Linked DNA regions of Homo sapiens: region 1 is linked to region 2. Evidence: read pairs that join two places in POLR2A ChIA-PET (ENCODE). Cell type or tissue: MCF 10A. All regions are shown on one strand. Each heading gives the region's core, and the rest is flanking DNA. Links, peaks and the distances in the headings are about the cores only. Region 1 has its middle 110 kb from the start of VGLL3. Region 2 overlaps VGLL3 (vestigial like family member 3).

Region 1 (4,405 bases), core at 186-4,185, 58 kb after region 2:
TATGCCAATATGTGGTGTGATCTAAATAAATGCTCTCCTAAAAATATAAATTTTGTTTACTTGCTATTAAGCCTTTTCCCTCTCCTGTGATAACACCCACAAAGCTACGGTGAAAGATATCTTATAATTCAACATAATAACAATTATTTTTAAGGGAAGATAACAAAAATTTCTTTTATTCCCACACTGTTATTATATTTCCCTTTTGGTTAATATTCCCTCTTCAGATATCCTTTTTACAATGAAAACACAGTAGCCTCTCTGCTGTATCTCTTTGCCAACAAGCTACTACAAGATTCCAAAACCTGTGGCAATTTGACATTTTGTTAATACATGACTCTGTATTATGCAACCAGAAAAAAAAAATACTTAAAACAATGAGAGAGAGAGAGAGCACGCGCCCAGGTAACCACTCAAGATAAATATCTGAGCAATATTCTCACTTAAATTTCATTATTTATGTCTTGCTCTGGGTGGTATTTTGGAGTTTAGAAAATCATAAGGATATTTTATATCTGGGTTACACTGTACTCCAAGGACATATACATTTAAGTTTACAATTGTATCAGATTAGTTTCTTCTAGGATCTTGGAGATGGGGCAGCAAAAGAGTTATGGCTTATCTAGGAGGGATGGGATTTACAGATCACAAAAGCCACAAGTAGAGAAATATTGGAGGCACAGGTGGAACATCTCCTTTTACACTGAATAATGCTTGCTCCCTTCCCAGAATTAATCAATTACAAAATATAAAGAAAAAACTTTTTTTTCCTGTTTGAGTTTTGAATTGTTTATATTTCAATACAAAGATACAGCAGCTCAACTCCTTTTTTTTAACAGCTTAAACTTTTCCTCATAGTTGTCTGGGAAGCAGAATTAAAGTTGTGTGGTCCGTGAGAGATAAGGGGACTTGGATAGGGGATGAGATTGTGGTAGGAAGATCGTAATAAGACTACATATCAAGAGACTGCACCTGTTGTCCTTAAGCATGTAACCTGAATGAGTGGCCCTAGCTTCCATGGAAACACCTGAACCTCAGGTAAGTGTCGACATACTGCTTGGTCTACATGATACACTGTCACATGGAAAGCATGGCTCTGTCCAGCCTAAGACAAGGGCAGTCTCATGGACTGGGTCCGCCCATCAAACAGTGAGAGGCTCAGAAGTATAGCAGAGTAGGAAAAACATGATGCCGCTGGTGATCTGAAAAAGGGGAATCTCTAAGGCAGTAAAGAGAGTAATCTTCCCTGAAATACCCAAACAAAGAACTTGAAAATAGCATGTCTTTACTTGGGAGGTTAGGAGTAAAAGCTTTTTGAGAGGTAGATTCTTAGCACCATCAGCCAGTCCACATCATCGACGGGTGACTCAACATATTTATCTTAGTTTTGGCTTCCATAGTAAACTACCATAAATGGTGCAGTTTAAACAACACATATGTATTTCTCACAGTCTAGAAGCTGGGAAGTTGAAGATCAAGGTGGCAGCAGATGCAGTGTCTGGTGAGGGCCCGCTTCTTGATTTGTAGCCAGCTCCCCGTTCCGTGTAGCCTCACCTGGTGGAGAGCAGGGAGAGGAAGCAAACTCTCTTGTGTCTCTTTTTATAAGAGCACTAATTTCACCATGAGGACTCCACCCTCATGACCTAATCACCCCCAAAAGCCCTATCTCCAAATACTATGGCATCGGGAATTAAGCTCCAACATATGAATTGGGGCAGAGTGGGAGGCTGGAAACAAACCTTCCGTCATTAGCAATGCTTTGTATCATACTACAATGTAAGTTAACTTCTGTCATTGCCCCTTCTCCCTTGCTTTCTTCTTCCACTATCCCAGAGCTACATTTTCCACTGCACCCTTGTAGTCTCTTCCTTATTTTTCTGCAACATAATACCATATGCAATTTTTTAGAACAATTTTCTTCACAAAAACTTTATTAATCATTCAACCTCAGAGATATTTCAAGGCCAGGCATGGTGGCTCACTCTTGTAATCCCAGCACTTTGGGAGGCCGAAGCAGGAGGATCACCTGTCAGGAGTTTGAGACCAGCCTGGCCAACCTGGTGAAACCCCTTCTCTACTAAAAATACAAAAGTTAGCCAGGCATTGTGGCGCACACCTGTAGTCCCAGCTATTCGGGAGAATCGCTTGAACTTGGGAAGCGAAACTCAGGCTAAATTAAAAAAAAAAAAACACAGGTATTTCAAACATTCAATTTCCAGTAGTACTTATATTTGTATAAAACAATCTATTAATTTATAATGTATTGTCTTAAAATTTAGAGGAACATTTATCTTGCCTTTCTAATTAGATTGTGCAGGTGTCTTTTTTTTTTTTTTCCTCTAGTATTCCCTACAATGCCTACAATGTATGAAATGACTATCGGTTGACTTGATTTTACTAGCACAACACTCACACAGCCCTGGTTCCTATGTTAATAAGAAAAATGAGCTTAAATAGAAATATACATTTTAGCCCACCTCAATAGGCAGTGTTTAGCTATTAGGTGAGTTTCCATATTTTAGAGATGTATTGAGATATTCAAAATGCAGTCTAAATCAACATTTTAGATTTATATCAGATGAAGTGCACGCCAATCAAATTAATAATCGATAGCTGTGGTCCAGGTCTGAAACTGAATGCAAAGCAAATTTGAAAAATTTTCTAATCGGTATCCAATCTGTAAAATGACTGTCACTATTCCTCAACAAAGGAGCAAATAGATTATAATATCTTATAAAGATTTTATTATTACTTTTCTTCTTTTTAAACTGAGAGATGCATTGCTTAGATTCTGAGGGCTGGGGGAAAGTCACATTTGTTGGAACTGAACCATGTGTCACAGCTTCAATTTAAATTAGGAGGGAAATTGAAAGGGCCCCCATGTGAAAGCTATGTTCAACTTGTTAGTTAACAAATAAATCAATGCCAAGTCCACATTCTAAAGCATTTTATTTCTACAATGCTTGGTTATTAGTGGAATTCAGATTATTTAAACAACCACTGCAATGTTTTGCTCCTTGTTCCCCTGGATCTGTCTCCTTTTATTCCTTCCCTTTCTCCACACACAAATATCCACCATGCCTCAGTTTTTAAATGCTTCTTCTCCTTACTGTGAAATCTGTCTTGAAGAATATTGTCACAGCAGAGCAGGAGAAGGTCTTAATCCAAGCCCTGAGAGACACATTTGAAAGGGCCGTGCAAGAGAATTTGGTGACCGTTTAATGTTTTAATCCCCTTTACTTTTGTTAGAATAATTAACATAAAGAGAAAGGTAACTACCATGAGCAAACAAATCTTATTACAGTGAAATGCAGACAAATGCGCAGACACACATCCATCCTTTATAGCATGACCTTCCACTGACTTGTTCTCTAATAAAAAACGTGGCCAAAAATATCCATATTTTTTTTACCCATCTGATTTATGAAGGATACAGTGATTATTTTCTGTTGAAGAAATTCACTAGTCACATCAGGAATATAATGCTCAGAGAGAAAGAGAACAGAGTAGTGACTAAGACCATGGCCTCTGGAGTAAAAATACTGATTATAAATTCTGACCCTGACCCTTACTAACCATGCAACTTTGGACAAGTTACCTAATACTTTTTGCTTCAGTTTCATCATCTGTAACATGAAAACAATACTACCTGCCACATGAGGATGTGGTGAAAATTAATGTACATATGTCTACACACAGAAGACTTAGACTAATATCTGGTCCATAGGAAACACTATACTATATAAAGATTAGTTGTTCTTATTGGTGTGGGAAGGTAGCATTTTCCATTATGATCCCTTTTGTAGTATTTGAATTTATAACTTTGTGAAGGCATTATTTTATTCATTTACCAAAGAAAACATAAACACAAAACTATGTTTATTTAGGCTCAGTCACAAATGTTTAAAAAGTTTGAGATTGCTTATTGTTTATTAATTTAATGTATTTGAAGAGAAATGAATCCATGTATTTGAAGAAATAAACATATTTTTGTAGTTTTAAGTAGCTTTAGAATTTTGTATGTAAATATAATCATGAAAAAATATATCAAAATAAGGCAATGTTAATCATTAATATACTTTAGAACTATAAAAATATAGTCGAATGTCATTTCCAAGATTTAATATTAAATTTGAGATGGGTTAAAAATCAGATACCATAAAGTTAAATACTCTTCAAGACAAATAGAAAGTTATTTTTGGAGAAGTACAAATGAGTTTTTCGTTTTTGTTTTTCTATTTCAAGATTTTTTATTTTTATTTTTATTTTATTTTACTTTTATTATTATACTTTAAGTTCTAGGGTATATGTGCACAACATGCAGGTTTGAAACATAGGTATACATGTGCCATGTTGGTTTGCTGTACTACAAATGAGTTTTAATAACACTGATGTGCATTAACAT
Region 2 (4,405 bases), core at 285-4,284:
CTTACAGCTCTGTCAGTCAGACATTCAGCAAAGATCTTAGTCTTGGTGGGCTACAGAATGTAGGAGGCATTTCCTGGATGCTTCCAAGAGAGAATCTTGCTGTTCCCTGCTTCTAGAGTCCTTTGCTTAGTTTCCTTCCATCTTCAAATCCAGCAACCTGGTCAAGACCTTCTCACATGACATCACTGACTTCCTCTTCTTCCTCTCCCTTACATATTTAAGGACTCATGTGATTACAATAGCTGCATCTGTGTAATCCAGAATAATCTCTTCATCTCAAGGTTTTTGTTCTGTTTTGTTTTTTTGTTTTGTTTTGTTTTGTTTTGTTTTGATGGAGTCTTGCTCTGTCGTCAGGCTGGAGTGCAGTGGCGCGATCTCGGCTCACTCCAACCTCCACCTCCCGGGTTCAAAGGATTCCCCTGCCTCAGCCTCTCGAGTAGCTGGGACTACAGATGCGTGCTACCACACAAGGCTAATATTTTGTATTTTAGTAGAGACGGGATTTCACCATGTTGGCCAGGATGGTCTCCGTCTCCTGACCTCGTGATCTGCCTGCCTTGGCCTCCCAAAGTGTTGGGATTACAGGCATAAGCCATTGCGCCATGCTCAAGGTTCTTAATTACATCTTTAAAGGCCCTTTTTCCATGTACAGTAACATATTCAATGGTTCTGGGGATTAGGACTTGGAGCCATTATTCTACCTACAACAATTAGTATTGGACTTCCATCATTTTCTATCACTCTTGTAATCGAGAAGGACTATTTCACTGGGAGTAGCAAGTCATAATGTTTGCGTTGGCATTTGTGTGGGGGTTTATCTTCATTCATTAAATAATTGCATGTAAAGAAAATTCCTGTCACTATTTCAAATGTTTCATGTAGTTATTATAGTGCTTCAGAATCCAAAGGGTTATGTGTTACTTATGTAAGATGAGCAGTCTAGGGGGTGGAGAACAGGTCATCTAGTGCAGATTCTTCCTAGCTGAAGTGTGTTTTCTCTGGGGACAACCAAGTAGGATTTAATTGTTTTGCTTCCTTTTTTGGGAACTTAGACCCATCTTGCGATGTCCTAAGTCTCCAAGCATCTTATTTGACCTGCTTATACACATTTGACTAAATAGCTAAATATGACCACATTGACGTGGTAAAGCTTTAACACTTTTGTCCAGATTGAATCACTCCATCTGCTATCAGTTAAGCAGTGGAAAACTGTTATGGAAAAGCAAACATGTTTTGATAGATTTAATGTGTAAAGAAGGTATCCATACTCTGGAATGCTGCTGATCAATAAATGAGCTGCAAGACTTTGTTCGAAACAACACTCAAGCACAACTGTTTTACTTTCCATACCAAGTTTGGCTGTGACTGAATGAAGAACATCAGCATTGATCTTTGCTTTGCACTTGTACAAGAGACTATTTGCAGAGAGCCAAATATAGCAACAGAGGATTTAATATCTTGCCAAAAAATACAAAATCTGTTCCCCTTTAAGCATGACACTCTATCCTTTCTTGTGGATCTTGCTAAAAGGAAAATATAGCTTTAAACTCCCCTATTCCTTCTGTTGAAAGCTTAAGAATCTTTTTCAAATGAGCTATGTATGGTTTTGTGGTATTTTATGTTTCCAAAAGAAAATGGCTACATGAAAAATCTGTCCAGTGTTATCATTTTTCTTACAAAAAATACTTCTAGTTATGGTTGTATTAATTAATTTGATTGTGATAATGATTACACAATGTTTACCTATATCAAATCATCATATCGTATACCTTAAATATATATAACTTTTATGTGTCAATTATAACTCAGTAAGTCTGGGAAAATATCGTTAAGTCAAAGATTAGAGTCAACAGAAATAAAGAAAAATCATACTTTGATAACTTCAGGACTAATCAAGGATCAATGGGTGACATGATATCATGCTATGTGCCATTTTGTGTTAAACAAATTACACCAACAATAAAAAAAATTGGCTTCAATCAACGAGGTTCTTTCTTTGTCTTAGAACATGGGTGCTTTGTTCTGAGTGTTGTCTGATGGGTAGGCAGATTAGTTTAGATTTCTCTATAATGTGGTTAATGACAATAGCTCTTCTGCTCAGTTTATGATGCATATAAAGAATTTTGAAAGTAGTCTTACAAACTTCACCATGAAGTTTCTGCAGTGACAGCTTTACCAGACATCTCCGTGTGGGATTTTAAAACAAACACAAGGCTGTTTGGAAATACTTGGTATATATAAATATGCAAAATATGCTGAACAGCGCTAACAGCTGTAGGGTGAACTCCCTCATCCTTGAGCAGAATATTTTGGTGGCAGTGTGGTTATTTTTTCCATCTTTGCTTTTAATTCCCGCCCCCCCCCCCGCTCTTTTCTCCACCCACTCACCCATCTACAATCCACTCCAAAAGCACAAATTTAACACCCTTCCCCCTACTTCCACACTGCTTCCAAGAAAATCATTTTAGTAGATTCCCACTGGAAAAGGTGGGTGGTGGCTTGATGGAATGTTTCTGAGTTACACGATGTTGTAAAGCCTGAGCTTCGGGGAACTTGCTTGGACTTGATCTGACATCAGGCTCACACACAGCCCAGACACTCTGCAGGCCAGATTCCATTAAGGCTTATCATTGCAAGAAGAGGAAAAGTCCTGTTGTGAGTGGCCCTCCAGCCATGATGATTCCAAAGATGGCAAAATAATCATTTTAAGTGTGTGCTATCAGGTTCTGTAACATCAAGGCACTCATCCTTTTATGAAAATAAGCATATGCCCTATTTTCATATGCCTTTCCTCAGAGCCCGAAAATGGAGGGAGGACACAAGAAAAGTTAAAATTCAAAGTTTCTTCTTATGGTATCTTGAAGAATTGAAGGTTTGAAGGAAAGAAGGTACCAAATATGAAGAGAGAAGGCCCACATCCTAGGACCATTTCCACTGGTGATTTGTTGATATTATTTAATCTTATATTTCTGTTTATCTGTCCAAGGAAGATCAAGTGAAATAAATCTAAACTGATTTGGGAAAAATAAAGTGCTATATAAATACAAAGAAATAGGAACCAATATTTAATGAAAGTCATTGATCTATCATGAGTATTACATGAATTCACCTCAAGTGATTCTCACAAATAGCAATATGCAGATAGCATTATTTGAGAAGCTGTTAGCAATATAAAAATGGGGGTTGAGTTTCAGCAATGCTACTTAGAAGCTGTATATTTTGGATAATTTTCTTCACCTCTTTAAGTCACAGTGTGGTCATCTGTATGTAAAATGAAGATTTTTTTTTTTTTTTTTTTTTTGAGCGGGAGTCTAGCTCTGTCACCCAGGCTAGAGTGCAGTGGCTGGATCTCGGCTCACCGCAACTTCTGCCTCCTGAATTCAAGGGATTCTCCTGCCTCAGCCTCCCAAGTAGCTGGGATTACAGGTGCCTGCCACCATGCCCAGCTAATTTTTGTATTTCTAGTAGAGACTGGGTTTCACTGGCCAGACTCGTCTCGAACTCCTGACCTTGTGATCTGCCTGCCTTAGCCTCCCAAAGTGCTGGGACTACAAGCGTGAGCCACTGAGCCCAGCCATCAAATGAAGATATTAAAGGAAACTACTTCACAGAGTTGTTACTAGAATTAAGTATTTAATTTACTTATCACTAAGTAAATATTGTTGTTGCTCTTTAATTAATCTAACTTTTCAGTAATTGAGGAAATCATCAGTTAAGTTCATTCTGAAGGGCACTGATATAATTTGGCCCTGAGCACCCACTCAAATTTCATCTTGTAGCTCCTATAATTACCAAGAATTGTGGAAGGGACCCAGTGCTGTTCTTGTGATAGTGAATGAGTCTCACAAGATCTGATAGTTTTACAAAGGGGAGTTTCCTTGCACAAGCTATCTCTTTGTATGCTGCCATCCATGTAATATGTAACTTGCTCTTCCTTGCCTTCCACCATGATTGTGAGGCCTCCCCAATCATGTGGAACTGTAAGTTCATTAAACCTCTTTCTTTTGTAAATTGCCCAGTCTCGGGTATGAAATCAGCAGCACGAAAATGGGCTAATACAGTAAATTGGTACCAGTAGAGTGGGGGCACTGCTGAAAAGATACCCAATAATGTGGAAGCAACTTTGGAAATGGGTAACAGGCAGAGGTTGGAACAGTTTGGAGGGGTCAGAAGAAGACAGGAAAATATGGGAAAGTTTGGAACTTCCTAGAGATTTGTTGACTAGCTTTGATCAAAAGGCTGATAGTGATATGGACAATGAAATCCAAGACGAGATGGTCTCAGATGGAGAGGAGGAACTTGTTGGGTACTGGAGCAAAGGTGACTCTTGTTATGTCTCAGCAAAAAGACGAGGAATTTTGCCCTGCCCTAGAGATCTGTGGAACTTTGACCTTGAGAGAGATGA

What was found. ChIA-PET counts read pairs that join two places held together with the same protein. Peaks named below come from ENCODE experiments on the same cell type or tissue, not always from the same donor. Only the 100,000 strongest peaks of a DNase experiment are listed, where the experiment ranks them.
Region 1: POLR2A ChIA-PET joins it to region 2 with 5 read pairs; 2 of 35 experiments call an interaction of 5 or more read pairs at or near these places.

What each region holds. Positions count from the first base shown.
Region 1 is chr3:86,877,234-86,881,638 of GRCh38, reverse strand. No RefSeq gene overlaps it. Among named protein-coding and RNA genes, the nearest start is that of VGLL3, 110 kb to the left of the region's middle. In MCF 10A, for the core only: no CTCF peak of the experiment used is centred there; no DNase peak of the experiment used is centred there.
Region 2 is chr3:86,935,547-86,939,951 of GRCh38, reverse strand. VGLL3 (vestigial like family member 3) reads left to right here. Exons shown (of 4, transcript NM_016206.4): 4 at 1-1,979. Among named protein-coding and RNA genes, the nearest start is that of VGLL3, 53 kb to the left of the region's middle. In MCF 10A, for the core only: no CTCF peak of the experiment used is centred there; a DNase peak (open chromatin) is centred at 2,551.